2 separate regions of the Mus musculus genome follow, and region 1 is linked to region 2. The links are chromatin loops, found by intact Hi-C in ENCODE. Cell type or tissue: left cerebral cortex. All regions are shown on one strand. Links, peaks and the distances in the headings refer to the core of each region. The heading gives the core; the rest is flanking DNA.

What was found. Peaks named below come from ENCODE experiments on the same cell type or tissue, not always from the same donor. Only the 100,000 strongest peaks of a DNase experiment are listed, where the experiment ranks them.
Region 1: a loop joins it to region 2, with 29 times the contacts of the local background. A loop is called at or near these places in 8 of 42 quality-filtered maps.

The regions. Positions count from the first base shown.
Region 1 is chr5:114,839,079-114,855,218 of GRCm38, forward strand. It overlaps Gm13821 (a long non-coding RNA gene), which reads right to left and starts at 7,516. Exons shown (of 2, transcript XR_878695.3): 1 at 2,440-7,516. It overlaps 4930519G04Rik (RIKEN cDNA 4930519G04 gene), which reads left to right and starts at 14,636. Exons shown (of 12, transcript NM_026263.2): 1 at 14,636-14,780. It overlaps Gm46920 (a long non-coding RNA gene), which reads left to right. Exons shown (of 2, transcript XR_003955777.1): 2 at 1,162-2,080. Mir6240 (microRNA 6240) reads left to right here and starts at 12,870; the gene lies at 12,870-12,986. It also overlaps Gm9936. In left cerebral cortex, for the core only: no CTCF peak of the experiment used is centred there; a DNase peak (open chromatin) is centred at 6,470.
Region 2 is chr5:113,340,055-113,356,194 of GRCm38, forward strand. It overlaps 1700016C19Rik. Among named protein-coding and RNA genes, the nearest start is that of Aym1, 9.2 kb to the right of the region's middle. In left cerebral cortex, for the core only: a CTCF peak has its summit at 8,753 (motif pointing left); a DNase peak (open chromatin) is centred at 11,970; H3K27ac peaks cover 544 bases.

The DNA.
Region 1 (16,140 bases), core at 3,205-11,204, 1.5 Mb after region 2:
CAATAGCCAGCCCCAAGGTGATGAAGATGTTAAACTGAATCCCATAGACAAGTGTGATTTGAGAGGATTTAAGGAGGCTATCGTTTTGTATGGTGTGTGATCACCCTAGGTGAATCAGATATTAACTTATGGGCACCTCAGAATTATCCCCCAAGACTGGAAAGATTTGGCAACAGCAAAATTGGAAGCTGGCCCTCAGTTACAATGGAGAACATGGTGCAAAGAGGATACTAGGGCTATGGAACTACAAAATAGGGCTAGGGGTATTAATAGTTCCCAAGATCAGTTGCTGGGTGAAGCTCAGTATGCCGAGTTACAAAGGCAGCTTGAATTTTGTGATCACACCTTAGTGCTATGTCATTTAACAGCTTTCAATGCTTGAGATAAGGCTGAAGAATCAGGAAAGAGGTCTGAGTCTTTTACTAAAATTATACAAGGCCCAAAAGAAGTCTTTACTGATTTTTTTTTGTGTGTGTGCATAGATTGACTTCAGGGATAAATAGCATAATATCAGATTCAGAAGTCAGACGAATATGAATTGAATCTTTGCATTTTGAGAATGCTAATTCAGAATGCAGAAGGGGTGATTAGGCCTTTAAAGGCAAGATTGGCACCAATAAATGAATGGATTAGAAATTTGGCTGATATTGCATCTCACATTTATAATGATACTCTAATAGGTAAAGCAACATCTAAAAGTTGTAAGAAAAATCAAAATGTCAAATGTTTTAACATTTGGTCACTTGAAAAGGGATTATAAGCAAGACATACCTAGAAACAATTTTTCTTCTACAGACAATCCAAAAAGAAGGCCCCAGACTTCTGGAGCATGCACAAGGTGGGGCAAAGCCTGGCACTGAGTAACAAATTCAGATCAACTAGGGACAGGCAAGGTGGACTTTTGCTGTCAGGAAACATCCTAGGATGCATCCTGCAGCCCCCAGTAAACAAATTTGCTTCAATCATTCCCTGTCAGCATCAGAAAAGCTCATCCACACAGAGCAATGAAAAGATTTAAGGCCTGTTGTTAACACAGCACGATTCTGGACAGAATCAATGGCAGAACAGCTTCAGCAGATAAAAACAAACAAACAAAAAATTCAGGTGAGACCAGAAAACAAGCAGTTTAGTAAACTGCTATGAACAAACTGGGTACCAAAGCTAAACGGCATTGAAGATTGAGTAGACACAGAAGCAGATGAGACTATAATGTCACCAAAATCTTGGCATCCGGATTGGCCTCTTCAGGAGCTACATATTCACCTTCTGGAGGTTGGAACTTTATCTCAGATGAAGAGGTGCAAGATGGGTCGAGTGTGTAGGACCAGAAGGCAAATAGGAGAATTAAAGCCATCTGTGGCTAACGTAGCCATGAAATTATGGCGAGTGATTTGTTGCAGCAATGGAAAATACAGATTAACATTCCTTTCATCTCAGAAACAATCCAGAAAATAAACACTTCTGAGAATAATACTAGAAGGTATTTTCAAGTACAGCCATAATGTCATATATAAGCAGGATACAACAGCTGTTGGACTTTCAAAGACACGAACTGCCGTAACTTTAAAATGGTTAGATGACAAACATGCGTGGGTGGAACATTGGCCTTTGACATCAGAACACTTAGAGGCACTAGGACAGCTGCTGCAGAAGCAGCAAAACGTCCAACATAGTGGACAACCAATCAGTCTTTGGCGTTCTCCTATATTTGTCATTAAGAAGAAACCTGGAAAATGGGGACTATTAACAGATTTTAGAGCCATAAATAAGGTGATTGAGCCAATGGGGCTCTTTATAGCCTGGAATTCCCTTGCCTTCATCATTACCTAAGGGATGATCTATTATAGTGATTGATTTACAAGACTACTTCTTCACTGCACCTTTACAAAAACAGGATAAGGAAAAATTGCCTTCCTGGCAATACTTATAGTAGTGCTCAACTTGTGTCAACCTGTGTCAACGGTGTCACTGGAAAGTTCTTCCAAACAGTCTGGCACTGTGTTAACATTTCCTACAGCTGTTATAAACAGTTTGCTCATTCTAAAATGTATCATTATATGGATGATATCTTACTGGCTAATTCTTAGAAGAAATGTTTGATGAAGCAGAGAGTTTTGCCTTGTTGGGGATTAAAAATTATTCCTCAAAAACAAAAACAAAAACCCCACAAAGAGGAGATTCTATCAATTATCTAGGATATTAAACCGGTTTACAGAAAACTTGATCACACAAAAGTACAAATCAGGAGAGAGCAATTACAGACTCTTGCTCACAGTGAAGCCCCTCATATAATTCACATTTTGTATGAATTATATTTTGGGCTTGTATCTTGCACAGATGGGAAATCCAACCTACACAGTTTTTGAACACATGTTTTCAGAGTTCTTTCCCATAGCCTTAAGAGCACTTACCATTTTGCTAAGGCCATTAGACACTCACCTCCCAGACTCTTGCTGCTTCTTTTGTTCATGGGATCATCAACCTTGGCAGGGAGAGCATTTTCTCAAAGGAGGAAATGATAAAGTTAACTGTGTACATTATTACATAAGTAAACCTTATGCCTACCAATGGCCAACACTTGTAAAGGCCCACACCCTGCTAGCTCTGTCTGCTCTTGGGGCTGGAACTGTGCCATGCCATCCCTTCCACAGTGCTCCATTAACTCTTCATGCTCCAGAAGGATGTGAAGTGGAAATTTGAAGCTCACTTCTTCAGCGGCACCTCCAGGCAAGAGAGACCAGGCTCAATCTGCCTTCACACCAGCCCACCTCTCCAGTGAGGAATCCACACCCACAAAATCCATTCAGGACAACTACATCTTTAGAGAGAACTGACCTTAAACACCCCATGGCTCAGCCTGGTGATGCACTCACTGCAAATCGGTTCTCACCCAGGCTCCTTGGCGAACACCACTCAGCCCACAGCTGCCTTGAAGACCTCGTCCTGCAGTAACCTGTCTCGTGAAGCGTCCACAAGACGGTACCCACAACTAACAGCAGCGTGAGTGTATGGCCAGTGGCCATGCATGGCTCAGGATGCACACTGAGGAAGAGGGGTTCCCTACAGAGTCCAACTCTTAAACTTAAGAGTCCAGAGAGACCCCAGGGGCTGACTGGAGGATTCTCTTGTCTGGAAATGGAAACTTGAAGTACAAGTAAAAGGATTTACTGGAAATGACATTAAGGTATTTAGTGGCCCAGGAAGAGCAGGGCAGGGCACAGCCAATACACAGATGAGTCTTATTGGCCGTGTGCCAACCTGCATCATTTTTTTGAGTTCCCTGACAGCTGCAGGCTGGGGGGAGAGCAGGGATTGGGAGGGGACATGTCTTAGGATGATGTGTGCTCCATTAACTCTTCGTGCTCCAGAAGGATGTGAAGTGGAAATTTGAAGCCCACTTCTTTCCCACCAGGGGCATCGGCTGAGAGCAGAGAGCAGCATTTACTTATTCCCTGAACTGCCTGAGCACAGCAACAAGCTCAGTGGAGAATGACCCCGTGCAGTGTGCCTGCTCCTCTCTCTAAGAGATAATGGAACTAGAGCATCCTCAGAAAGTTCTGTGAGAGCACAGGGCTTCATTGCTAGACACCTAGGCAGGGAGGGGTGTGCAGACTCACAGGGTTAGCCTTTCCTTCTCAGCCCGCCCTGGTCCGCAGTTCAGTTGCATCTCTGAGTGGTCTTAGTCTCAGTGCCCTGCCCCCCAACCCTGCAGTGGCTTCTCTGGGTGAGGGCAGGAGGACACCCAGGCACTGTTCCCAAAGCTCCTGCAGGAGGCACACTGCTCCTGCAAAGGGGGTGAGGGGGCGGTGCTGACAGCTCTGGAGCTGGAACAGGGAAGAGGGGACCAGTCCTGCTCTAGCTTAGAGCCCTCAGGGAGATTCCCCCCACCCCATCCCACACCCCAAGGCCCAGAAGGAAGATCTGCAGCCTTTGAGCACTCCAGTGCCTCCTGGCCTCTCATTCCAGCAACCTGTGTGTGTGCACACGCGCACTTGTGGTTCCTCGGGCATCTGTTACATGGGCCTGGGCAGCACGTTCTGAGCCCACCTCCAGCTTCTTTACTCACAGGTTCCAAATATTTGTGCCAACTGTGGGCTATGCATGGCCAAGCCCAATGGCACACAGTTGAAAGAGAAGGTAGATGTTGCTTCTTTACACCAAACTTCCAAACTACCTGCTTGTGTCCCGGGCACCCTTTGTCCTTATGGCCTGCCTGGGCTCTAGGGTATAAAAGACCTGTAAAAAGCGATAGCTGCTCCCAGCATCCTTACAGACCCCCAGCCACTGGCTTCCCTTAGACGACTGCAATCCCAGAGCTGCCCCTGCTCCAGCTTGCAGGACATCTCAAGGACCCAGTGACATTGCATGGGTGGTTGGTTAGTGTGTTTTCTGGATACCACTCCACAACCCAGCACCCTGGGTTCCTCTCTGCGTCCCTGCTGAATTCTGCAGGCCTCCCCACTGGTGAGCCCGCCTCACAGCCCAGTTTGCTGTTTACTGACCTTATTATCTCTGGTAGAGGTGAGAGAGTTTGTAGGCTTGCGCCGCACACACCCTTGCGTGTCCAAGATCCTTGCATAAAAAAGACTGCATTCAGAGCCCCGGGAGAACTCAGAAGGGTCCAGAGGGATGGCCGAACTTGCAGACACTGCTGCTAATGGAGAAGGAGCAGGAGTTCCAGTCCAATGGATAGGGGACCAGACTCAGCAGTCACGTGCTCACATCTATTACGTCTGCTAATGAGCTTTCCTGCCCAGGGCTGGGGCTCCATAATAGAGCTCTGAAGACAGCTCCAATCAGAGTTCCAGACCTCGGCTGTGAGCCCTGGCCCCCACTGTACCACCATCCAGAGTAAAAAACTCGACCCAAGGTTTCCCGCCACATCAGAGAAGGGAGGTGCCTCGACTCTCTTCCCCAATGCCCTCTAGGAAGAGAGGCAGGACACCCTGTTGTTGGTTTCTCTGGTGTCAGACACCAGCAGACACCGTCGTATGCATCACACATGGGGGAAAAGTCTGGGGAGGAGAATGGGAGATTCCTATGCGCACACATGGATGAAGAGATTCTGTCCCACCGTACCTCCTGAGACTGGGTCTGAGAGTCACCACCCTAGACCCAGACATGCCAGGACCCACTGCCCCATGCTCTCCCCTCTCCCTGCCCAGGCTCTCGGGCTCCCTCTCCAATGCTATCATAAACATAGCAGAAGAGCTTGGAGGGAGAGGGATGCCCCATTCTGGGGCCTTGTAAAGCTGCTACATCCCATGTCTGGAAGCAAGCATGGCTGCCCTGCCCTCTCATTCCCCCACACCCCCTTCCAGCCCATCTGCATACTCATGCTCCCACCCTAACTCTCTAGGCTCAAACTGCTCCTTGTAAGGCCTGCATCATAGGACCCACACCAGCCTCACCTCCCTAGGGCAAGCGGTTCCTCCCCCCTTGAATAAAAGAACTAGCCTCTCTCTGCTGGGAAAGACAAAGACACTTGGCATCTCAGGGGGCCTCAGCCACAGTGCTTGTCCCAGTCTCCCTCCCATGTGGCAGTGGCAACTGACCCACTTCTGTGGACTGCATTTCCCCCCTCCCCCAGAGTTCTCCAACTCACACCATAGCGAGTTGCTACACCCTGCTGCCATCCCTGCCCTCAGGCACAGGCAAACACCACAAAACAATACAATAAAACTCACAAAACAACATAAAAGTGGTACCAGTCACATGTGCAGCCCTTTTCCTTCATGTAACATAGAGGCTTAGACGGTCCCCACGGCCCTTCCAGGTTCTTAGAGCCTGTGGTTCACTCAGCAGTAAGGGTTCGTCAGAGCCTTCAAAGCTCAGTTTAAAAGTCAGCTTCCTCCAAGGGGTCCCTGTGCGTCTTTCTGTCATTCTGAGCCTGTCCTGCTTTTCTAAATGGTGTGCTCGTGCACTGTAGCTATGGACAGTTTGTCCTGACATATTGTGTCTCCCCTTCCCATTTGAAAAATCTCTCTAAATGGGAGTGGCCTAAATGTACTAGTCAGAGGTCAGAGACTAGCTCCATGAATTAAACAGCAGTGAGACCTAACCACATGTTGTGTACAAAAAGGCTGACTTTCAATACGGAAACACAAGCTAAAGGTAAAGTGGTGGAGAAAGGTGCCGGTTTTGCTCACACAAATCAAAAAGTAAGCCAAGCAGCTGCAGATCCATCAAGCAAAGCAGCCATCACGGTGAGGAAAAGGATTTGTGGACAAACAGGTTCCACTTTTGGCTCGGTGGGCCAGTCCTCAAAGCCATAGCGTCCCCGGCATCCACGCTGCTGGGCTCCCTGATGAGAGGGTCTCATATCGGAGGAGGCGAAACCAGGTAGATTTGCAGAATCAGTAAATTCTCTACTGCATTTGGAGACTCAGCCCTCCCTTCTTACTGATAAATCCAGAAGACAGAAAGGCAGGAGAACCTCAGAGGCAGGCAGAGCCTCCCAGGCCGCCACCCGCCAGCGTCAGCATCCCACACAGCCCTGCAGTGAGCAACAGGAGAATCTACATCAAGAGCATATGAAACATTATCGGAAAACAGGCACCTCGCATGCGCGCAGCTGGAAATGCGAGACTCAAATCACCAGGGTCAGCCTCTGCCACAGGAGGGATTGGGAAGCTGCTGTGCCTTCCTGACTCGGCCTTGACAGTCCCACTGCCGCCTTGGTCACATTCTATTGACCTCTCGGGCAGCCAGGATTCCTGGAGGAAGATGGCAGCTGGTGGGGGCTATTTGGAGGTGAGAGCACCTGGAAATACCTCGGGAATCATCATCTCCCGTTTCTCGGGACAGTGGCTGAGCGCCAGGCCCTATGCTGGCGTTGGCTCTAGCCACCGACAAGCTCACTGAGTCACTGGAGCCGGTCCCCACTGGCTTCCTTCTCTCCAAAATGTTTCCCACCCAAGTCTTGAGTTCTCTCTCTAGCACAGTGCGCCTGCGACCCTTTCTGTGTTGGGGCCACTGTCCCATGTGTATGTTGTTCTCTAGACACACTTGTGGCTAAGGTCACTTGAAATGATACCTGGGGGCGTGGAGGGGCTGAGGAACTAAACTATAGGTTTACCCTGCCCCGCCCCACCCCCATGAACCAGAATGCCATCATTACACACACAAACACAGGGAAAGCAAGAGACTGAACAATTGAAAAGTGTCACATTGTAACTCCACCTTCCAGGAGCAAGCTTGTCATAGACTGACCCACGCATCCCCGAGCTTGAGGACATTTGCCCAGAGGCACCTGACGAACATCTGCTGTGACAAAAATGCTAGTGAGAACCAGCTACAAGACCAAGGGGCATAGGAGTGCATGGTGCCCAGGGCATTCCTCAGAGGGGCAGAGCTTAGAGGAGGCATTCTGCACAGGGGGCGGGGCTTAGAGAGAGGGCTGGGGCTCCCAGGGAGAGATATAGAGCGGCTGGAAAGAGGGTCACATCAGCAGCTAGACTGAGTCTGAATTCTCACCTGAGTTCAGCCATGGTGTCTACACAGTGGCTGGTTTTGTGCTTCCCCACCCTCCCGCCCCGCCCTTCTCCCCATCCTGCAACCCTCCCACCCGTCATGGAGGGAGCAAGTGGAACACAGGTGTCCAGGCTGAAATGAGTCCTACATGGTACAGACATCCGAAGTCCAAGGAGTCGGAGTTACTTCCTTCCTGTTCTGTTCCTTCTTCAGCCACCGCACCATGCTAGACACTTTGCTATGTTGGAGTCAGGAAGACGCAAAAGACCTCTTGTCTTCGAGCCTCTTGTCTTCAGACTGGAAGTCACAGGTCAGCAGGGACAGACCCAGGTTTAGAACAGACTCGGGAGACTGCAGAGCGAGGAATCCACACAAGTGCGGTGGGGATAGGGATCCCTTCCTATGCTTCTAAAAGTCAACTGACAGTCAGCCTTTGGTGGGTTGCACGCCCACATCTTGTCTGGTCTAGAAACAGGTTTAAACTAGACAGTGACGGGATTCCCCCAGGGTAGTCACAGGTAGATCCCCCATGCCCCCGCCGCCCCCGTGGTCATTCTTTTTGCTGGGAGGGCAGAGGGCATGGGCATGGTGAGATCATCACTGATAGCGGCTGATAGACCTCTTGTGTGATCCAGACAACATGGTGTTAGCATTGCCTCTGGAATGCTTCGGATCACCATTCCCAATCCCGTGTCCTACTCATGGGCGGAGGAATCTGGGCCCTGCACAGTCGCTGCTGTGCAGGTCCTATCTCTTCCTCATGACTCAGGCTTTGCCTGGGCTCAGCCCCGGGGGCAGCCTGCTTAGGTCCAATGAGTATCTGCCAAATGCTCACATAAGAGGGCCTCTCTCAGATGTGGGAAGAGTTCTTACTCAGAGGGACACTCAAGCCCCTTGGCACCCACACCGTAAAAGTTAGGGGTAACTGCTGGGGCTCTGCTGCAGGATCAGGAGCAAGGGGCAGGCCTCCTGCAGACAGCACCATGCCCCTCCCTCTCCCCACCAGCTCCTGGTCACACCTAGACAAGAGTTTTCCGGGCCCTGGTCACCCCTCTGTTAAACTGTGGGCCTGCTGGGAATCCCTCCAGGCCTGGATGCTGACACCTCACTATCCCAAAGCAGCACACGTGTATGTGCCTCAGGAGCACTAGTGAACACAAGAGTGATCAGCTAGTTCTCTGCAGGGAGCACGGGGAGAGGGGCCACATTTCTAGTTTATCCTTGAACTCCTGTCTCCACTACTCAGCTTGGCAATCGCTACCCTTCTATCGCTCAGACCTACTTCAGTCATTACTCAGTTTTCAGTTAATCCAGAAGCCAGTGGACAGCCAAGCCCCCCCCCCACCCCCACCCCCCCACCCCCACCCCCGTGATCACACCAACCGCCCTTTAAGTTTCCCATACAGGGAGATGCCGTCGGTGTCTAGATCCACAATTCGAAAACACAGAGGACGTTCATAGAGGGCTCTCAAGCTTCTAATCTCAATCTGCCTCGGGGCCTGCACCCCGTACTCTGAGCCCAAATAGTGTTCGCCACAGTTGGAATTCAACGCTGCTAGAATTGATATGGAGGATTCGGGGGACCTGGGGAGTGGAGGAGGGTAGGTTTGAGGGGCGATTGCTGCAGCCCTTGTGTTTGCGGGTTTCTGACTCCCAATGAGAGCAAGGTAAGCAATGTCTTGCTGAAGGCTTTCAACTCTGACTCCAGAAGGGTCTGAGAACCTAGGGGAAATAGCAGGTGACTGCATGTCACACCCCAAGACCTCGGTTGGAACCCAAAGGTCTAGAACTTCCTACTTGTGCCTGTGATTCCAGAGGTCAGACTGCTGACAGGGCAGGTCTGATTTCCAGAAACAGTGGGCGTCGTCACTCAGGTGCAATACTAGGGATGGGAAGCCGTGGGTTGAGACTGTGCCCAGGGCAGTCAGTGTGCATCCTCCAGAGACTGGGGGGGGGGGGGGTGTTGTGTAGTCAGAGGGAAAGGAAGGGCGTGCAGAAGTCCGGCTTTTACACTGCTTCAGAAACCCTGGTGTGGGGCTTGTGTGCCTTAGGCTTGTGTTCTCAGAGCATCAACCTCCTTCCTTGCTCTGCTACTAAGACCCAATCTTTCCCAGGGGGCCAGATCTTTCCTCTGCCTCAGGGATTTTCAAAGCCCCAGGTCATGTTTGGCAGCCATCTTTTTGTACAGCACGCAGGATTCAGGTCTTGGTTTTGGATGTGACTCAGTGGAAGGACTCTCACAGGAAAGGGCCTGGCTGGCACAGCCTTGAACATGGGGACAGTGTTCTAGCAGATGTCAGGTGTCGGGTGAGAATCTCCACATGGCACCATCAGGTCTGCTGGCTCCAGGATTCAGAGTGTGAGGAGTTCCGGGGTCAGGGCTGAGGACTGACAGGGGAGAGATGCGTGACCCTGGCTGAGCTCCACCCCTCACTCGCCCAAGGAAGAGTCTGGAATCTGCATCCTTCTGAGACCCAGGATGCAGCCTGTAGGTATCCACGCCCTCGGGGGGGTGGGGGGGGCACGGCTCTAGACAGCCCGGGGCGTGCCTGGACACCAAGTACGCCCATTCCATTCTCTGATGTGAGAACTTCCCACTCTCTTCCCGTTTGATTCGATATCCAGTGCAAACACTGGCAGGTCCCTGCTTGCTACACATGTCCACCTCCAAGTCCTAACCACAGACTTGAGAGGTTTTTGGAGAAGTTGTCTTCACTGCTACACTTACATTTAGCATCTTAATGGTAGGCTGGGCATGAAAAATCCAAATTTTTCTGAGTACCTACTAACATCATGCTAGTTGCTAAGCAACAACTCAGGTTGCTCAGCGTGGGATTCATTGCATCCTAAAGCCGGTGCACAGCAAGGGGTCCACACTTAGAGGAATGGACCCAGCAATGGTCAGGAGAGGAGGGTGTCTATATTCCTCCATGTTCTTAGAGATGTCTGTGACGGAATATAGAAGACAAGTAGAAAGGCCATGGGTGCAATGCAGTCAGTGTCATGGACAGAAAGTTCTAGAGACTGATGGTCTTGCAGAGAAACAGCAGGATATAGACATCCCTTCCCGGTCACAGCTATAGAACTGGACTGATGGGAAACTACAGAGACCAGAGACCTCCATCCATCCCTACTGCAGGGTGGATAAGTCCAGGCCCTCGATGAGGACTGCAGGTGTGAGGGGACAGACACTGGTAGTGCCTTGGGGTGAATAGTGTGGAATAACACCGTCCACGGAGCAGCAGGCCCTTAGCTCTCTCTGCCATCTCCCCCTGCTCTTGGTCCCTGTGGCCACCTCATCAACACTACTACTCTGAAAATTCAGTAGATCACTTGGCAACAGTGAAGACTCAAAGAACCCGTCTGCGTGTCAGCTTTCTCTGCCCTGACCTTCCCTCATCTCGAAAGGAGTCCCCACTCACATTTTTGACTCTCGTCGTGAGGGATCTGGTCCATCCAGACACTTGACCTCCTGGGAAGGCAGCAGGTTCACTGTGTCTGCAGAGACCCTCAGACTCTTGCTGGGCAGTGCCCTGGTTTCAGGTGCCAGGCTACAACACTGAATAGGAGCCAGGCAGGGACTCTTTATGGGGACAGGGGCAGGACAGCTGTGAGGTGTCACCATTTATGTAAAGGTTCAGGAGAGGGCCTGGGCCACCGGGTGCTCAGCATAAGCGCAAGTGTGTTCAACCTTCCAGATAGGGAGGTAATCGTGAGTCTCGGCCACCTCTTGCTGGAGACGGCAAAGAGTGGGAGGTGAGGAGTGGTGAAAGGTAGGAAGAAAGTGTGATGAGGGTGTGGTGAGCAGAGGCAAAAGGCTACCACGCCCCCCACCTCTTCCTTGGCTTTCAATTTGAGGACACCAAGATCAATGAAAGAGGCACCGTGGCTGCTTTTGGGTCAAGGCGGGAAAGGTCACGATCATAGGGAAGTCCATGAAGTGAATGCCTGTCCTGAGAAAGCCCCCTCCAGCACAGAGACTTGTTTCTGGTTAGAGAGACAGGCGGGATGGGAGGAGCGGGGATCAGAAATAAAATGCGTCCTTGGGGAAACACAAAGAGCTGGCCCCTATTTAAGTGCAGGCTTCAGGATGGCCCCTGTGGAGGACACTGCATGGCGTCGCCCAGTATCGTTCGGCCTCCTGCCCCAGAGACCCAGCTTCGTGGGACTCGGCTTCCCCACCCCAGCATCATTACAGAGGCCCCTTCCACTGCTTCAGGTTCACTGACAGGGCTGCCCCAGGAGAGCCCAGGCAACCGCACTGTTGGAGGACAGTCATGCTCTTCCCACACACAATACCTTAGCAAAGGATCACAAGACAGAACTTGGTGGCTGCTGGATGTTGAGTAAAAGGACCTCTGAGGAGCCTTCTGGAACTACACAGGCTCCCAGCCAGCCTCCCTCTCCTCCTCTTCCTCCCACTCCTCCTCCTCCTCTTCCTCCCTCCTCCCTCCTCCCTGGTCACTGCATCTCCCCCGGCACCCTGCAACTGTCTGTGCTGCTGCAAACTCCTATAATGAGGTCAATGACCTGCATCCATGGCGCTCGCTCACAGCCACTTGGCTTTAAAGTAAGGTTTGCACTGGTTAGACTGGCCACACTGAGTGGACATTTAGGGTATAATGTTGCGTTTCATCCTTTCATATTTACTGTTGCTCACATGTCTATAGTGAGTGTAAATTTCTAGGAGGCAAGCCTCAGGCCCAGCGAGCCTCCTCTGAGGTCCACCAGTTTCATTTCGAAACCATGACAAGCTCTTCATCACCCCACCCCACCCCGCCAAGCGTAGATCTGAAGGGAAGCCTGCACACATCTCCCCCACGACAGCAACCAACACCAACACCAACACCAACACCGCAGGAAAGCTGAATTGCAGCCCTAACACAGCTGAAAACACTTGTCGAAACCTGACATCACTAAGAGCGATTTAGACTCGGAGGCGTTCCGAAGAGAGAATCTGAGATGTCAGAGTGGGACGGCCATGGGGCTGCTTTGGGGGCGCAGCCAGGACTGTGCTGGAGAGTCATCGCCATCAAGTTAGTAGGGACATCTGATGGCCGAGGGATGTGACAGGAGCAGGTTCAGAAGAAACCTGGAGTGCGGGAGCCAGTGGCTATGGAAGGAACTTCACAGAGGCGCTCTGCCCCTGGCTGTGCAGGGCAGAGTTTGGTTGAGAGTTCCCAAGCGGTTCGCCCCCCAGAGCCGTGGTTTTCCCCCAGAGGCACCTCACCCAGCTGCTGACTTAGAACTGGCGCTGACCAGGGGAATCCGACTGTGTAATTAAAACAAAGCATCGCACTCGGGAAGCAGAGGCAGGCGGATTTCTGAGTTCCAGGCCAGCCTGGTCTACACAGAGAGTTCTAGGACAGCCAGGACTACACAGAGAAAACCCTGTCTTGAGAAAAACAAAACCAAAAAACCCCAAAGCATCGCGAAGGCCCACGGCGGGTGTTGACTCGATGTGATTTCTGCCCAGTGCTCTGAAGGTCAATGTGAAGAAATGTGACTCTCTTAAGGTAGCCAAATGCCAGGGGGTGGGGGTGGGAGGGGCCCTCCCTCTTATTCTACACCTCTCATGTCTCTTCACCGTGCCAGACTAAAGTCAAGCTCAAGCTCTCGGGGTCATCTTTCCCCGCTGATTCCACCAAGCCTGTTCCCTTGGCTGTGGTTTCATTGGATAGGGACAGTGGGAATCTCATTCATCCATTCTCGAGCCTCCCACGGAGCAGAAGGGCAAAAAAACAAAAAACAAAAAACAAAAAAAACCTTGCTTGATCTTGATACAGGTCTGTGAAATCGGGACCTCACGATCCTTCTGACCTTCTGGTTTTTAAAAAAGCAGGAGGTGTCAGAAAAGTGACCACAGGGGATAAACTGGCTTGTGGCCACCAAACCTTTACGGAAAAGGAGTATGAGGGGAGCCCTTGGGGATGGGGTGGGGGTGGGGGAGTCCACAACATCATCATGGACTCTGGTTTATGCTCTGTGTCCCCAGGGAGCCAAGGACATGTCTTCTATCTGGTCCACAAGACCTGTGTGACTCTGGGCACGTCACTTCATGGACTGTCAGATACATAATGTTCTACTTGCCGCACAGGGCTGATGTGGGGGTCACGGGGCTGACGACAATTCCTCCTGGGGAACTCCACGATACCATGCTCATGTGAACTCTGAACCTACCAAATGCCCCCCCTCCCCACCCCCCGAGTTTTCTGGCTACAGGAAACACCCTCACATATCTGGCTCTCTCCAGACATGTAGCACAGGCTGCTCAGGCACAGGCAGGAAGCACCGTTCCGTTTTCCTTCAGACTATGTGCAATCAATAGACTAAGCTTTATACCCTGAGAATAGTAGGTAACCAAAGGAGCGTTCTGGTAAGTAAGGCGAGAACTATCTAAGATGAGAACACCAAATCCCTTTCCCAGGCCCCGAGGCTTCTAATTGAGGCCGGCAGGCACCTGCCTGGGATCTGTGCCGATCACTATTGCCTTTTCTCTCTAAAAATGATTCCAGACTCTGCCCCTTGAGTGGTTTAAGTTTGCCATACACTGGGAGGCCCTCTTCCCGATGCAGCCATGGTTCAACTCGCCCCCGAGGCAGTGGGGGACAACAGAAGAAAAGGGTATCTGGGAGGCTCCCCTGGACATCCGTGCTCCTGTTTGGAATATGCTGTCTAAGCGTTGAGGCTCAGGGGCACAAGATGCAAAGATGCTAAGACATTCTAAGGGGAGAATACATGCAGCTACTGTAGTGCCGCAAGAGGCTCTGCATCCTTGTCAGGGGAATCCAAGACAGACCAGGAGGCGGCCGGCAAGGCCATCCTACTGTCTACCCCAGTTCAGCAGAGGCCTCTGGCACAGTAGCAGCCGAGTCCCTAATGAGCCAGAACTCGAGCAGCAGGCTCCACATGCAGAGTGGTGTAGCCACAGCCCCTTCTCAGCCTCCCTGTGTCCAGGCTGCTTTCCCTGAATGACCCCGCCCCAGCACAGGAGCTCCTCCCAGGAGCTGCTTCTTCACAGTGCTCCTCTAGCTCTGGCCAGTTCAGGCAGAGCTCATTATTTATGCAACTGTCACCTGGGCAGTTGGTCAGAATGTCCTGGGTTCCAAGCCAGTTGGGCGACACCAAGGTGGTCACCTGACTGGTTTTTTTTTCCCCCGACACACTAGAATTTAAGCATGTCTGGTGAAGAGGGTACCAGGTTACTAGTCCCTTAAGCCCACTGTCCCCTTCCAGTGTCCAGATAACTGAGGCCCCAGTACGCTTCTCTATAATACATTTTGACACTCGAAGAAACAGATTCGAAGGTGACCGACTGGGCAAGTGTGTGGAGATCTGTACTAGTCCCCTAGACTCTATGCAGGTGCCCCCTTTCCCTCTCTGCATTTTGCTTAAAGTGTCTCCATTCTTGCAAATCACCCATTTGTCTGAGTACTTCTGTGTCCAGTCCCTAGAGAATTACAAAAGTACAGGTGCTCTTGAGACCTTTCAACACAGGCCAACACACAGACAGATACACAGATGAATATACAGACATACAGACACACACAGAGATGCATATACAAACACACAGACACATACATATACACACATATACACATATACATACATGCATACAGACAGACAGACAGACAGACAGATGTACATACATACGTATATACAATCCCTAAAGAAGTCTGGTCATAAGACTTACTAGACAGCAGCTGTTATGGCGATTGAGATTGCTTTCAAAGAATTAGGCTAACACTCTAAAGTCTGAATCGCTGAGCGCATGCTCCTGCGCCATTTCCGCGCACAGTTCCTGGGATGGGCCTGGTTGTGGCAGAGAGAGAGAGTGCAGAAAAGACAAACACAGTTATGGGGTGGGGAAGCTGAGGGGTCTAAGCTCTAGGCTGGAGAAACCGCAGCGCCCTGGAAGCTTCACGTGTTTACAATTTAGAGTTGAACGGGGAGGAGGAGCTCGTGGCTGCCAAGGAGGCAGGGTTATCACCTAAAGATACACGAGGGACCAGAGTTTATGGCTTACAAGTGAACAAGGAGATGGGTGTAGCTGGTCTTGATTGGCACAGTCTCTGTAGGGGACAATCTTCAGGCCATACACATGCAGAGAGGTTATGGAGGACAGACAGACATGCCCACATGAAGGTCGTCAGAAGGAACCTGTCTGCTTAAAGGCAGAGCCGTCTGTGCCCGGTCTCTGAATGAAAGCTGACACATGTCTTTGTCTGCCTCCTCATGGCTCCTGCTGAAGTCCCTGGCTGACCTTGGCTTCCAGGTGTACCGCTCTACTACCCGACTGTCACCACGTGTCCCTGCTGCTTCCGTGTCTCTCTGGTCACACTTTCTTGTCCTCTGAGTGATGGTCATTCAAATAGAGTGCACACCATTGCAGGAGAAGCTCACCACAATAAAAGGGAACTGTCTCAGTCAGGGTTTCTACTCCTGCACAAACATCACCATCAAGAAGCAAGTTGGGGAGGAAAGGGTTTATTAAGCTTACACTTCCCACACTGCTGTTCATCACCAAAGGAAGTCAGGACTGGAACTCAAGCAGGTCAGGAGGCAAGAGCTGATGCAGAGGACATGGAAGGATGTTACTTACTGGCTTGCTTCCCCTGGCTTGCTCAGCTTGTTCTCTTATGGAACCCAAGACAACCAACCCAGGGA
Region 2 (16,140 bases), core at 5,315-13,314:
TGACTATCCTGAAAGACCAGTAGTCTGCTTGATGCCCAACTGGCTCGGAACCCAGGACATTCCGACCAACTGCCCAGGTGACAGTTGCATAAATAATGAGCTCTGCCTGAACTGGCCAGAGCTAGAGGAGCACTGTGAAGAAGCAGCTCGTGGGAGGAGCTCCTGTGCTGGGGCGGGGTCATTCAGGGAAAGCAGCCTGGACACAGGGAGGCTGAGAAGGGGCTGTGGCTACACCACTCTGCATGTGGAGCCTGCTGCTCGAGTTCTGGCTCATTAGGGACTCGGCTGCTACTGTGCCAGAGGCCTCTGCTGAACTGGGGTAGACAGTAGGATGGCCTTGCCGGCCGCCTCCTGGTCTGTCTTGGATTCCCCTGACAAGGATGCAGAGCCTCTTGCGGCACTACAGTAGCTGCATGTATTCTCTCCTTAGAATGTCTTAGCATCTTTGCATCTTGTGCCCCTGAGCCTCAACGCTTAGACAGCATATTCCAAACAGGAGCACGGATGTCCAGGGGAGCCTCCCAGATACCCTTTTCTTCTGTTGTCCCCCACTGCCTCGGGGGCCAGCTGAACCATGGCTGCATCGGGAAGAGGGCCTCCCAGTGTATGGCAAACTTAAACCACTCAAGGGGCAGAGTCTGGAATCATTTTTAGAAAGAAAAGGCAGTATAGTAAGTGGTACAGACCCCAGGCAGGGATTTGGTGTTCTCATCTTAGATAGTTCTCGCCTTACTTACCAGAACGCTCCTTTGGTTACCTACTATTCTCAGGGTATAAAGCTTAGTCTTTTGATCGCACATAGTCTGAAGGAAAACGGAACGGTGCTTCCTGCCTGTGCCTGAGCAGCCTGTGCTACATGTCTGGAGAGAGCCAGATATGTGAGGGTGTTTCCTGTAGCCAGAAAACTCGGGGAGTGGGGAGGGGGGGCATTTGGTAGGTTCAGAGTTCACATGAGCATGGTATCATGGAGTTCCCCAGGAGGAATTGTCGTCAGCCCTGTGACCCCCACATCAGCCCTGTGCGGCAAGTGGAACATTAAGTATCTGATAGTCCATGAAGTGACGTGCCCAGAGTCACACAGGTCTCGTGGACCAGATAGAAGACATGTCCTTGGCTCCCCGGGGACACAGAGCATAAACCAGAGTCCATGATGATGTTGTGGACTCCCCCACCCCCACCCCACCCCCAAGGGCTTCCCTCACTCCTTTCCCCAGATCTTCTCACCCCACAGAGGCTGTGAAAAGAGAGTGGGTACCTTGAAGAAGTGCTTGGCCAAGAGAATGGCGTGTAGCTGACCCAGACTCCTGCCTTTGCACTGCAGTCCTGCACCAAAAGTTAGGGCAGTTTTATTTTAGTAGGATGTAACTTGGAGAGTGGAGACCACTCTAGGTTCCCCACTTCCCATGAATTTTCCTCATCAGCTGCAAGGGTCCTCTTGAGGAACCAATGTTCTTCTTGGCCCCTAGGTGGCTCAAAACTCAAACCTAACCTAGTCCCATGGCCCCACCACAAGGAGTGTGCTCGGATCCCACTGGGCAGCCTCTGATGAACTGTCAATGTTGATTACTAGGGATAAAGTAGCTCCGTGGCTGTGGTCCCCTGCCTGGTAGGGATGAAGCGGTCTGGGTGGTGTCTCCAGACCAGACACTTGATATGAAGCTTGGCTGGGAACATCTGTACCTGCTCTGAGGATGTTCCTCCTGCCTCCTGCCCCCTGACCCCCTGAACTCACTCGAGGACTCTCATATGGCCTCTGCCCTGCACAGCCAGGGGCAGAGCATCTCTGTGAAGTTCGTTCTGTAACCACTGGCTCCCGCACTCAAGGTTTCTTCTGAACCATCCACACCCTGCTCCTGTCACATCCCTCGGCCATCAGATGTCCCTACTAACTTGATGGCGATGACTCTCTAGCACAGTCCTGGCCGTGCCCCCAAAGCAGGGATTCTGTCGCCACCCCACCCCATGGCCGTCCCACTCTGACATCTCAGATTCTCCTTTGGGAACGCCTCCGAGTCTAAATCGCTCTTAGTGATGTCAGGTTTCGACAAGTGTTTTCAGCTGTGTTAGGGCTGCAATTCAGCTTTCCTGCGGTGTTGGTTGCTGTCGTGGGGGAGATGTGTGCAGATCTACACTTGGCTGGGGAATGAAGAGTTTGTCATAGTTTTGACCTGAAACTGAAATAGTTTGGGGGACCTCAGAGGAGGCTCGCTGGGCCTGAGGCTTGCCTCCCAGAAATTTACACTCACTATAGACACGTGAGCAACAGTAAATATGAAAGGATGAAACGCAACATTATACCCTAAATGTCCACTCAGTGTGGCCAGTCTAACCAGTGCAAACCTTACTTTAAAGCCAAGTGGCTGTGAGCGAGTGCCATGGATGCAGGTCACTGACCTCCTAAGGTGCTGCTACTCATTATAGGAGTTTGCAGCAGCACAGACAGTTGCAGGGTGCCAGGGGAGATGCAGTGACCAGGGAGGAGGGAGGAAGAGGAGGAGGGGGAGGAAGAGGAGGAGAGGGAGGCTGGCTGGGAGCCTGTGTAGTTCCAGAAGGCTCCTCAGAGGTCCTTTTACTCAACATCCAGCAGCCACCAAGTTCTGTCTTGTGATCCTTTGCTAAGGTATTGTGTGTGGGAAGAGCATGACTGTCCTCCAACAGTGCGGTTGCCTGGGCTCTCCTGGGGCAGCCCTGTCAGTGAACCTGAAGCAGTGGAAGGGGCCTCTGTAAGGATGCTGGGGTGGGGAAGCCGAGTCCCACGAAGCTGGGTCTCTGGGGCAGGAGGCCGAATGATACTGGGCGACGCCATGCAGTGTCCTCCACAGGGGCCATCCTGAAGCCTGCACTTAAATAGGGGCCAGCTCTTTGTGTTTCCCCAAGGACGCATTTTATTTCTGATCCCCGCTCCTCCCAGCCCGCCTGTCTCTCTAACCAGAAACAAGTCTCTGTGCTGGAGGGGGCTTTCTCAGGACAGGCATTCACTTCATGGACTTCCCTATGATCGTGACCTTTCCCGCCTTGACCCAAAAGCAGCCGCGGTGCCTCTTTCATTGATCTTGGTGTCCTCAAATTGAAAGCCAAGGAAGAGGTGGGGGGCGTGGTAGCCTTTTGCCTCTGCTCACCACACCCTCATCACACTTTCTTCCTACCTTTCACCACTCCTCACCTCCTACTCTTTGCCGTCTCCAGCAAGAGGTGGCCGAGACTCACAATTACCTCCCTATCTGGAAGGTTGAACACACTTGCGCTTATGCTGAGCACCCAGTGGCCCAGGCCCTCTCCTGAACCTTTACATAAGTGGTGACACCTCAAGCTGTCCTGCCCCTGTCCCCATAAAGGGTCCCTGCCTGGCTCCTATTCAGTGTTGTAGCTTGGCACCTGAAACCAGGGCACTACCCAGCAAGAGTCTGAGGGTCTCTGCAGACACAGTGAACCTGCTGCCTTCCCAGGAGGTCAAGTGTCTGGATGGACAAGATCCCTCATGACGAGAGTCAAAAATGTGAGAAAGAGCAGGACGTGGTGGTGCACGCCTTTAATCCCAGCTCTTGGGAGGCGGAGGCAGGCAAATTTCTGAGTTCGAGGCCAGCCTGGTCTACAAAGTGACTTCCAGGACAGCCAGAGCTATACAGAGAAACCCTGTCTCGAAAAACCAAAAAAAAAAAAAAAAAAAAAAAACCAACCAAACAAACCCAAAAAAAAACAAAAAACAACAACAAAAAAAATCAAAAACTGAGAAAGAGGAGCCACAAGTGGGGAGACGAGGGAAGGGGCAGGGCAGAGGAAGCTGACACGCAGACGGGTTCTTTCTGAGTCTTCACTGTTGCCAATCGATCTACTGAATTTTCGGAGTAGTAGTGTTGATGAGGTGGCCACAGAGACCAAGAGCGGGGGAGATGGCGGAGAGAGCTAAGGGCCTGCTGCTCCATGGACGGTGTTATTCCACACTATTCACCCCAAGGCACTACCAGTGTCTGTCCCCTCACACCTGCAGTCCTCATCGAGGGCCAGGACTTCTCCACCCTGCAGTAGGGATGGATGGAGGTCTCTGGTCTCTGTAGTTTCCCATCAGTCCAGTTCTATAGCTGTGACCGGGAAGGGATGTCTATATCCTGCTGTTTCTCCGCAAGACCATCAGTCTCTAGAACTTTCTGTCCATGACACTGACTGCATTGCACCCATGGTTTTTCTACTTGTCTTCTATATTCTGTCGCAGACATCTCTAAGAACATGGAGGAATATAGACACCCTTCTCTCCTGACCACTGCTGGGTCCATTCCTCTAAGTGTGGACCCCTTACTGTGCACTGGCCTTAGGATGCAATGAATCCCACGCTGAGCAAACTGAGTTCTTGCTTAGCAACTAGCATGATGCTAGCAGGTACTCAGAAAATTTTGGATTTTCATGCCAATCCCACACATTTCCCTACCATTAAGATGCTAAATGTAGGTGTAGCAGTGAAGACAACTTCTCCAAAATCCTCTCAAGTCTGTGGTTGGGACTTGGAGGTGGACATGCGTAGCAAGCAGGGACCTGCCAGTGTTTGCACTGGATATCGAATCAAATCGGAAGAGAGTGGGAAGTTCTCATAGAATGGAATGGGTATACTTGGTGTCCAGGCACACGCCCATAGCTGTCTAGAGCCGTGCCCCTCCCCCAGAGGGCGTGGATGCCTACAGGCTGCATCCTGAGTCTCAGAGGGATGCAGATTCCAGACTCCAGTGTGGGCGAGTGAGGGGTGGAGCTCAGCCAGGGTCACGCATCTCTCCACTGTCAGTCCTCAGCCCTGACCCCGGAACTCCTCACACCCTAAATCTTGGAGCCCGCAGACCTGACAGTGTGGAGATTCTCGCCCACCACCTGGCATCTGCTAGAACACTGTCCCCATGTTCAAGGCTGTGCCAGCCACGTCCTTTCCTGTGAGAGTTCTTCCCGTGAGTCACACTCAAAACCAAGACCTAAATCCTCTGTGCTGTACAGAAAGATGGCTGCCAAACATGACCCGGGGCTTTGAAAATCCCTGAGGCAGAGGAAAGATTGGGTCTCAGTAGCGGAGCAAGGAAGGAGGTTGATGCTCTGAGAACACAAGCCTAAGGCACACAAGCCCCACACCAGGGTTTCTGAAGCAGTGTAAGAGCCAGACTTCTGCACGCCCTTCCTTTCCCTCTGACTACACAAGCCCCACCCCCCACCCCCTCAGTCTCTGGAGGATGCACACTGACTGCCCTGGGTACAGTCTCGACCCACGACTTCCCATCCCTGGTATTGCACCTGAGTGACGATTGCACCCACTGTCTGACCTCTGGAATCACAGGCACAAGTAAGAAGTTCTAGATGTTAGGGTACCAGCCGAGGTTTTGGGGTGTGACGTGCGGTCACCCGCTCTTTCCCCTAGGTTCTCAGACCCTCCCAGGGTCTGAGAGTCAGTTGAAAGCCTTTAGCAAGACATTGCTTACTCTTGCTCTCATCGGGAGTCGGAAACCCGCAAACAAAAGACAAGAGTGTAGCAGCACCCAGTTAACACCACTCAATAAGATCCCGGCGGTGGGGGCGGCGGGGGCGGCGGGGGCGGCGTCGAGTTCCTGCTACCCACCCCAATGCTTTCTATTCCCTAACAAGAGATGCACCCTCAGCCTTTTGATTCGACATATTCAAAGGCTGCGCCACTCCCTAACCTCCACGTGGCTAATCCACCTTCCGATAATCCCAAATTTTAACTAAAACCTGTATTCCATCTTGGCCGCCCCAAACCCAGATGTGCAGCCCTCTTGGGCTGAGTCCCAGCTCTTACATGAAGGCTGTGCTCTCTGTCCCCGTTCCCACCCTTCATCCTCATCCCCCAACTTGCCGGGGACTCCTAAAAGCCCTGCCCTTGTCTTTGCCCAGCCATTGGCCGCCAGCAACTTTATTTACCAATCAAAACCAACCGAGGGTAGGGTTCCTTCCCTGCGGTTTCTCCTGCATTTTGAAAGACTTAGTTAGATTAACATAATACAAGCATCATTAGACCAACCCTCAACACAAAAGCTGCAGCAATCGCCCCCTCAAACCTACCCTCCTCCACTCCCCAGGGCCCCCGAATCCTCCGTATCAATTCTAGCAGCGTTGAATTCCAACTGTGGCGGACACTATTTGGGCTCAGAGTACGGGGTGCAGGCCCCGAGGCAGATTGAGATTAGAAGCTTGAGAGCCCTCTATGAACGTCCTCTGTGTTTTCGAATTGTGGATCTAGGCACCGACGGCATCTCCCTGTATGGGAAACTTAAAGGGCGGTTAGTGTGATCAAGGCTGTCCACTGGTGTCTGGATTAACTGAAAACTGGGTAATGACTGAAGTAAGTCCAAGCAATAGAGAGGGTAGCGATTGCCAAGCTGAGCAGTGGAGACAGGAGTTCAAGGATAAACTAGAAATGTGGCCACTCTCCCCGTGCTCCCTGCAGAGGACTAGCTGATCACTCTTGGGTTCACTAGTGCTCCTGAGGCACATACACGTGTGCTGCTTCGGGACAGTGAGGTGTCAGCATCCAGGCCCGGAGGGATTCCCAGCAGGCCCAGTTTAACAGAGGGGTGACCAGGGCCCGGAAAACTCTTGTCTAGGTGTGACCAGACCTTGGGAGCTAGTGGGGAGGGGGAGGGGCATGGTGCTGTCTGCAGGAGCCCTGCCCCTTGCTCCTGACCCTGCAGCAGAGCCCCAGCAGTTACCCCTAACTTCTACCGTGTGGGTCCCAAGGGGCTTGAGTGTCCCTCTGAGTAAGAACTCTTCCCACATCTGAGAGAGGCCCTCCCATGTGAGCATTTGGCAGATACTCATTGGACCTAAACAGGCTGCCCCGGGGCTGAGCCCAGGCAAAGCCTGAGTCATGAGGAAGAGATAGGACCTGCGCAGCAGCGATGGTGCAGGGCCCAGATCCCTCCACCCATGAGTAGGACACGGGATTGGGAATGGTGATCCGAAGCATTCCAGAGGCAATGCTAACACCATGTTGTCTGGATCACACAAGAGGTCTATCAGCCGCTATCAGTGATGACCTCACCGTGCCCATGCCCTCTGCCCTCCCAGCAAAAAGAATGACCACGGGGGCGCGGGGGCATGGGGGATCTACCTGTGACTACCCTGGGGGGAATCGCGTCACTGTCTAGTTTAAACCTGTTTCTAGACCAGACAAGATGTGGGCGTGCAGCCCACCAAAGGCTGACTGTCAGTTGACTTTTAGAAGCATAGGAAGGGATCCCTATCCCCACCGCACTTGTGTGGATTCCTCGCTCTGCAGTCTCCCGAGTCTGTCCTAAACCTGGGTCTGTCCCTGCTGACCTGTGACTTCCAGTCTGAAGACAAGAGCCTCGAAGACAAGAGGTCTTTTGCGTCTTCCTGCCTCCAACATAGCAAAGTGTCTAGCATGGCGCGGTGGCTGAAGAAGGAACAGAACAGGAAGGAAGTAACTCCGACTCCTTGGACTTCGGATGTCTGTACCATGTAGGACTCAGTTCAGCCTGGACACCTGCGTTCCACTTGCTCGATCCATGGGGGACTTGGAGGGGAGAACAGGGGATGGGGCAGCACTAAACAGCCGATGTGTAGACGCCATGAGGTGAGGATTCAGAGTCAGTCTAGCTACTCTTCCCAGCCGCTCTATATCTCTCCCTGGGAGCCCCAGCCCTCTCTCTAAGCCCCGCCCCCTGTGCAGAATGCCTCCTCTAAGCTCTGCCCCTCCGAAGAATGCCCTGGGCGCCATGAACTACTAAGTCCCTTGGTCTTGTAGCTGGTTCTCACTAGCATTTTGTCACAACAGATGTCTGTCAGGTGCCTCTGGGAAAATGTCCTCGGGATCGGGGTGGGGGTGGGGGGGGAATGTCTTAGGGCAGCCTCACTATGACAAGCCTGTTCCCGGGAGACGAAGTGACAGTCTGATGTTATTCCGTTGTGCAGTCTTTCCAAATAGCCGAATCCGAAATTGCCCTCAAGTCCAGAATCGCCTCATTTTTTATATGCAAATTTGCGTGAGCAAATTGCTTGACTGGATTCCTCCTGAAGGACTTCAGGTATGGTCTGAACCTATTTTGCGTTGAGCCGGACAGGACAGTAGCTGGGAGAATCCCTCCTGTTCCATGGTTGAGTTTACCGCGGCACCTGGCAATGCCTGGCCTAGCCTCCTAGGATGCTCGCACCGTGGCTAAAACCTCTTGCCTCTCTCCACTCCCTGTGACTTGTTACGCAGCGCAGCGTGTGGAAAAGAAGCTGGTATAAGCGATGCCAGATTCCCCACCTGAGGAATGCAATGCTCTGTTCCTGGCAATTATTTTTCCGAAGAGAACTTATTTGGCCTCGCTGGAGAGAGTCAGTGACTGATGTCCGAACTCTGCGCAGACTCTGCCTTTTAAAGCCCCACCAGACACACATGCGCTGTGTGTGCCTATCTCTGAGAGGGGTGCCTCGCTGCAGAGGGCATCCCGACCCAGCCCTGGGCCGTGACGATGGACCAATGATTCATTCTGATACCTCTTGTAGTTGCAAGGGGTGTGGGCAAGAGCAGGAATGGAGCACCCACGGCAGATTTTTCTCTAAAATTCCTTTCCAGGGGAAGGCTATAGGGTGCGGGTGCTCCTCCCCTAAACAGTTGCACCCAGAAGCTAGCCTTACTCAACTGGGATGAGGGCTTTCCTGCAGCCACATAGATGGAGCCCCGCCCGTGACCCATTCTGGCCATCTCAGGACTGTGTACATAGACTCTAGTGCCTCCTCCAGGCCATGTGTGGGCAGAGCAGCCGGTTACTAGGGGTCGATTGGACGCTCAGGCAGGCAAAGGGCATAAATTAGCCCAGCCGGGACCATGCTCTGCAAAGGGCCAGGACGCTCGCTCGTCAAGGGAAATAACGCTCCCCTCCCGGCCCAGTGCAGTTTGGTGAACCAATTTATTGAGAGGTTTTTCTCAGAAGTGGAGGTGAGGGACGGAGGGATACGTGCATGAAGATAGGTGACTCAAAGACATCTGTGCTGCCAGAAAGCCCCCCCCCCCCTAGTATGGTCCACAGTTATATCAGTCATTGTTCTCCCCAAGCCTGGGACAGTAGAGCATCCTTTTTTACACAGATGGGATTCTGGGGCCCAGAGAGAGGCAGTGGCACATCCGAGGTCTTTGAGACTGTATACTTTTGTTCATTCTTTGGACCCCAAACCCAAACATGCAGCAGGGCTGGGACTAGGATGGACCGGGCAGGGGTCTCCCTGGACTGAGGGTTGGTTCCTCCACGGGCGGGGGCGGGAGAAGGTGGAGGAACCAACAGCTACAAGTGCTTTGCTGGTTCACACCGGGGAAAACTCCTCCAGAACAATAGCCCTGTGTTTTCAGACTCCCGGGGGTGGGGGTGGGGGTGGGGAAATCGGTCATTCAAGCTCAAGGGAGGGAGACATTTGGTCCCAGCTGCAGATTTGTTTGTCCAGGAGAGAGGGCACAGCTGCCAGGCAAGGGGACACATAGTGGACCCTGGGAGTAGGGAGCCCAGCCAGGCTCCCTGACCCAGCAGCTGAGAAGGCCATAGGTTGCTGTCCATAGCTAGCACTTCTGGTCTCAGAAGCATCCTCTCCCTTACCCCCCCCCCCGCCTCCTCCCCCCCCCCACATGGTCCCCAGAGTCAGACTGTGGCATCAGAGGGGTGTCCAGATGCTTAGACATGTAGTGATCCTGAGGCAGGCAAAAAAAAAAAAAAAAATGTTTGCAACTACTATTAATAAGTGTTGAATCTCTCCTCTAGCCCCCCCACCCCACCCCCCAGCAGAGGCAGTGGAAGAGAAAAGTTGCTGGGATAGGGGGGAAGTGGACCTGTTCAGCAGCAGTTCTTTGGGGGCCAGCTCGATCTTCTTTGGCAGCAGTTCAGTCCCTTAGCAAACACCAAATACGACTCAGCAGCTGCAGACCGGTCCTCCAGGCAGGCGACACCAGACCTGAGCCAGCAATTGCCTTTCAATTCCTGAAGGCTCGACAATTGGCCTGAGGGGAGGTCTTGGCAGTGGGCAGATTGCTGCAGGAACCTCACCAGCAGCAGTTCTTGGGTGAGCTGCTCTCAAAGGCAGGCAGCATAGTGAAGATTTTTTTTTTTTACAACACACACAGGGGAACGCCACGGTCTGGTAGACTCTTCTATATGTTGAGCCTCCAGCTGTTCTTGCACCAGTTGTTCAAGTGCCTGCGACATTTCTTTTGTTATGGGCCACCGCTCTTGCCAGAGAGGCTAGTTTGATAATCATTTTTAGGGGCAAGGCTGTTGGAATGTCAGCAGTGGCCCCTTTCATAAATTTGGAAATGCAATCCCTGTGACATCCTGGTTTTTCTTGACTCAGCTTGCGAGTGTTCTCTCTCACCTGCCTCAATACCTTCCCAGGGAGCATCTACCATATCAACTTTAATTTCCTTATTTGCTGTCCTCCCCCCCCCCAAATTGCAGGAATATTAATTTGATGAATACTCCCAATTGTTGTAAAAGATCCCTTCCCCATAAATTTGTGGGTATGTCAGCCACAGAAGGTCTCAACTTCCCCATTTATCCTTCTGGTCCCACACAGGGTAGTCCATTGGATGCTTTGTCTTATTTGTGATAATTTACCAATTCCTATACATTGTGTGTCAACCTCCTGAAGTGTCCAATCTGGATTCTAAGTGTACTAACATCAGCTCCTGTATCCACTAAACCTTCTATGTCCACATCATTCATTTGTGCCATTATTAATTTGGGTCTCTGTTTGCCATGTTTCTAGTTTCCCGGTGCTCCCAAAAGCCCCTGTTCTTTCTACTGGAGCGGCCTTGTCCTGATGTAAGGGGACACCAGTTGGGCAATTCCTGTCCCCTGCATTGAGTTGCAGCTCCTTTGTCACATGTATAAATAATTTTTATGTCTTGCTAGCCCCATCTACTATACCTGGATGCACAATACATCCTTGAGAAGTTAATTCACTTCTTCCCAAGATTATCCCCACTGTCCCTGAAGGTAAGAGAGCATACACACCAGAGGTTTAACTTGTAATGTTCCACTTTGGGGAGTAATGTAAGAGTGCTATCTGTGGCCAGACCCAAAACTGCACTTCCTTCTGTAACATGCATAGGATCAGAAATAACCCAATTTTGAGTTTCTTGCATTCCTGATACCTCCTGACTGACCTCAGGGGCTGCGAGACCCTCGATTCTCCCCTCTACCCCACCATGGCAAGACGTTACTACGTATGTCTCTCTTTGACTGGCAATCCGTTGACCAACGTTTGCCATTTCCACAGCGGCTGCCATACCCTGGACTCTGTGGCTCAAAGTGGCCAGAGTCGGCTTGTTCTCTTCTTGGATCACCGTGTTCTCTTCTAGAGTCAATGCACCTGTTATTTTGAGCTTTGAATCTTTTAGCCTTACAATTTCTTTGGAAATGACCAACAATTCACCACATTTAAAACACTGAGCATTTTGATTTTTGATATTTCTAGCTACGGTTTGCCCTATGATCTTTGCATTATGCTCCTGAGACCGGATGCTGCTTGTCTCCCTTGTCCACTCATCTACAGGGAGCTCCATGTGCTTCCCATGGTCTGATTGCTCTCTTATATTCGGTGTTGGCATTCTCCAACACCACTATTTCTATCAATGACTTGTAAGGTTTCAGGGTCTGTTATGGCTCTATTCACAGCTGAACTCAACCTCTGTACGGATTCTGTAAAGGCTCTTCCAGAATCCCATATTTTAGTAAAGGAAGTAGATTCCCCCCCCCCATTGCCCGCCCCCCAAGTTACCCAATCAAATCCTAAACTCTTAAAGTGGTGAAATGGCACTGTTGAATTACACCATCATCAAATCTGATTTGTTCTTGTAAGTTGGCATAACGCCCCTCCCCAGGCAGCCTGTCTTTAGTAACATTGATTCCCCTTGCTAGATTACATTGTACTAGCTTTGTTGCTTTGTGCCTCCACCATGACAACCATTGTGACTGCCTAGCAACTTCTAGAACAGCTGACACAGGTCCCTTCCAAGCTTGGGAGGATCACCCTATGCTGCGCAGCCCAGCTATTTTAGCATTTCTCTGACAAAGGAGGGATGTAAGCCATACAATACCACAGCCTCTTTAAAAATACTTTAAATCTAACATTCCTATCGGTAGTCAGGTAAAGTCCTAATAAGCCTGTCCACCATTGTTATCAGGCATATGCTGCACAAAGACCGGGGAAGCCTGAAGGTGCCTGTGTAGGTCCAGGCGAATTCTTTTGTGGTGCGCTCTGCTGCACATTAACCCATGCCATTTCCTGCTCTTCCAGGTCCCTAGAAGCAGGGCAGGGCAGGGTGGGGCGGGGGCAGTTTATCTTCCAGTCTAGTTTGCTTCCCACTCTCATCATGCAGTGAAATCCTGCTCTCATCCATCAAGCCTGAACTTTTTTCTCCTCCCAGTGACCCCTTTTGTTTTCCAAGCATTGGAAAACTGTCCGAAGAAAACTCTAAATGCATACTCAACTCTACAATCTTCTCTAACGAAAGAGGACTGTCGGGTTTCCCATTATTATTATTTTTTTCTTCAAAACAGTATACAGGAAAAGTACAATGCAAACCCAAAATACCCCTTCTGGGAACGAGGCAGGATACAACCCAGTGACAGTAGCTGCCATTTTGCCAATCTCCTTAAGTGTCCACCAGGACCTGCAGATAGATGGGCGGGAACCATGCTGAGCCCTCCCACCTTCCTCCTGTACACTTCTGGTGGAGGTTTGGCCCAGAGCCAGCACACCTCTTTCTCTCTGCTCCTTGGTCTCATAGTGTATGTCCTGTGCACCACTCAAGCCTGCACGGGGCGTTGAGGGGGTGGGGGTGGGGAGGCACAGACCACCTGCACCTACCATAGCCTTCTGCCTCCTACAGGGTCCTCATTGTGTGCCTGGTGCACCTGCCTACCTCGGCCGCTTCTGGAGTGCACCCTCTCAGAGGTGCAGGGCAAACAGCCCAATCTCTGATTCACCCAGGGAGGGTTGGCCAGTCTCAGAGTCCAGCAGGATGAAGAAATAATGTTTCTGGTGAAGGTTACCACCTCTGCCAGTCCCTGCGCCACACCACCATCCACTATTGAGTGCATAGACCCTGGACCCTTTGACTCCAGAGGATTTGCAACAACACACAGCCCAGAGCTCAGGTGATGTTTTGGTGCTCTCTGTCCCCCACCCCCTTTTTCTAACTCTGCTGTGAGTGAACTTGGCTTTACCCTCTCCACAACTCAAAGTAAAGCCCTCAGCTCCGCAACTGTGGGATTATTACAAGGGCCACACCTGGTCTGCACAACCTCTTAACCTCCCACTCTCCACCCTCCACCCCGTGTGCCTCACTCGCTCTTTTGATTTGTGTCTATAGTTCACAAGGTCGGCCTCCCGACAAAGAGGCCGGGTGTTTCTTACCCCCATTTTACAGATATGAAAGCTTGAGGTTGTGAGTAGGTGAGAGTGGCTGAAGCGGGGGAATTTGTCCCTGCATCCCCTCGGGCCAGACTAGTGCCTCTGCCCTCCTGCTGCTCAGTGATGTCCAAGTCTGAAGATCCCCTTACAGAAGCCCAGAAGTGAAACCTGGCTTGGGAATCAAATAGTGAGATTTAAAAAAAAAGAGGGGGGGGGGGAAGGAAAAAAAGAGAGAGAAAAAAAGACCGGGGTTGTGTGTATGTAGGAAGAATGTTCTGGGTGGAGGGGGGAGCTAGTGCCTGTTTCCGCAAACCAGTGTGACTGACAGTGGCCAGGACAGGTGATGGAAGGGGGCCTGCCATGATGAGTGTTGTAGGTCATTATCAGGAAACCGGGGAGTTGAGCATGGGGGCCCTGGAGCGTGGGGGCGGGGTTCGAAACTCCACGGGGCGGGGTCAGCATGTCCCTCCAGACCCGTGCGTCCAAACTTTACATAAACTACAGTTCCTTAGGCACCTGAGCCTCATTTCAAGTGACCTTAGCCACACGTGTGTCTAGAGGATAGCACACACAGGGGACACTGGCCCCAGCACAGAAAGGGTCGCAGGCGCACTGTGCTAGAGAGAGAACTCAAGGCTTGGGTGGGAAACATTTTGGAGAGAAAGAGGGAAGCCAGTGGGGACCGGCTCCAGTGACTCAGTGAGCTTGTCGGTGGCTAGAGCCAACGCCAGCATAGGGCCTGGCGCTCAGCCACTGTCCAGAGAAACGGAAGATGATGATTCCCGAGGAATTTCCAGGTGCTCTCACCTCCAAATAGCCCCCACCCAGCTGCCATCTTCCTCCAGGAATCCTGGCTGCCCGAGAGGTCAATAGAATGTGACCAAGGGGGCAGTGGGACTGTCAAGGCCGAGTCAGGAAGGCACAGCAGCTTCCCAATCCGTCTCTTGAACTCATTTCCCGTGGCAGAGGCTGACCCTGGTGATTTGAGTCGCGCCTTTCCAGCTGCGCGCATGCGCGGTGCCTTTTCCCGGTAATGTTTCATATGCTCTTGATGTAGATTCTCCTGTTGCTCACTGCAGGGCTGTGTGGGATGCTGACGCTGGCGGGTGGCGACTGGGGAGGCTCTGCCTGTCTCTGAGGTTCTCCTGCCTTTCTGTCTTCTGCATTTATCAGTAAGAAGGGAGGGCTGAGTCTCCAACTGCAGTAGAGAATTTGCCCGCTTCTGCAAATCTACCTGGTTTCGCCTCCTCCGATATGAGACCCTCTCGTCAGGGAGCCCAGCTGCGTGGATGCCGGGGACGCTATGGCTTTGAGGACTGGCCCACCGAGCCAAAGGTGGAACCTGTTTGTCCACAAATCCTTTTCCTCACCGTGATGGCTGCTTTGCTTGATGGATCTGCAGCTGCTTGGCTTACTTTTTGATTTGTGTGAGCAAAACCGGCGCCTTTCTCCACCACTTTACCTTTAGCTTGTGTTTCAGTATTGAAAGTCTGCCTTTTTGTACACAACATGTGGTTAGGTCTCACTGCTGTTTAATCCATGGTGCTAGTCTCTGACCTCTGACTAGTAGTACGTTTAGGTCACTCCCATTTAGAGAGATTTTTAAAATGGTAGGGGGAGACACAATATGTCAGGACAAACTGTGCACGAGCACACTGTTTAGAAAAGCAGGACAGGCTCAGAATGACAGAAAGACTCACAGGGACCCCTTGGAGGAGCTGACTTTTAAACTGAGCTTTGAAGGCTCTGACGAACCCTTACTGCTGAGTGAGCCACAGGCTCTAAGAACCCGGAAGGGCCGTGGGGACCGTCTAAGCTTCTATGTTACATGAAGGAAAAGGGCTGCACATGTGACTGGTACCACTTTTGTGTTGTTTTGTGAGTTTTATTGTATTGTTTTGTGGTGTGAGCCTGCGCCTGAGGGCAGGGATGGCAGCAGGGTGTGGCAACTCACTATGGTGTAAGTTTGAGAACTCTGGGCGGGGGGGGGGGGGGGGGATGCAGTCCACAGAAGGGGGTCAGGTGCCACTGCCACATGGGAGGGAGACTGGGACAAGCACTGTGGCTGAGGTCCCCTGAGATGCCAAGTGTCTTTGTCTTTCCCAGCAGAGAGAGGCGAGTTCTTTTACTCGAGGGGGGAGGAACCGCTCGCACTAGGGAGGTGAGGCTGGTGTGGGTCCTATGATGCAGGCCTTACTAGGTGCAGTTTGAGCTGAGAGAGTTAGGGTGGGAGCATGAGTATGCAGATGGGCTGGAAGGGGGTGTGGGGGAACGAGAGGGCAGGGCAGCCATGCTTGCTTCCAGACATGGGATGCAGCAGCTTTACAAGGCCCCAGAATGGGGCGTCCCTCTCCCTCCAAGCTCCTCTGCTATGCTTATGATGGCATTGGAGAGGGAGCCCAAGAGCCTGGGCAGGGAGAGGGGAGAGCATGGGGCAGTGGGTCCTGGCATGTCTGGGTCTAGGGTGGTGACTCTCAGACCCAGTCTCAGGAGGTACAGTGGGACAGAATCTCTTCATCCATGTGTGCGCATAGGAATCTCCCATTCTCCTCCCCAGACTTTTCCCCCATGTGTGATGCATACGACGGTGTCTGCTGGTGTCCGACACCAGAGAAACCAACAACAGGGTGTCCTGCCTCTCTTCCTAAAGGGCACTGGGGAAGAGAGTCGAGGCACCTCCCTTCTCTGATGTGGCGGGAAACCTTGGGTCGAGTTTTTTACTCTGGATGGTGGTACAGTGGGGGC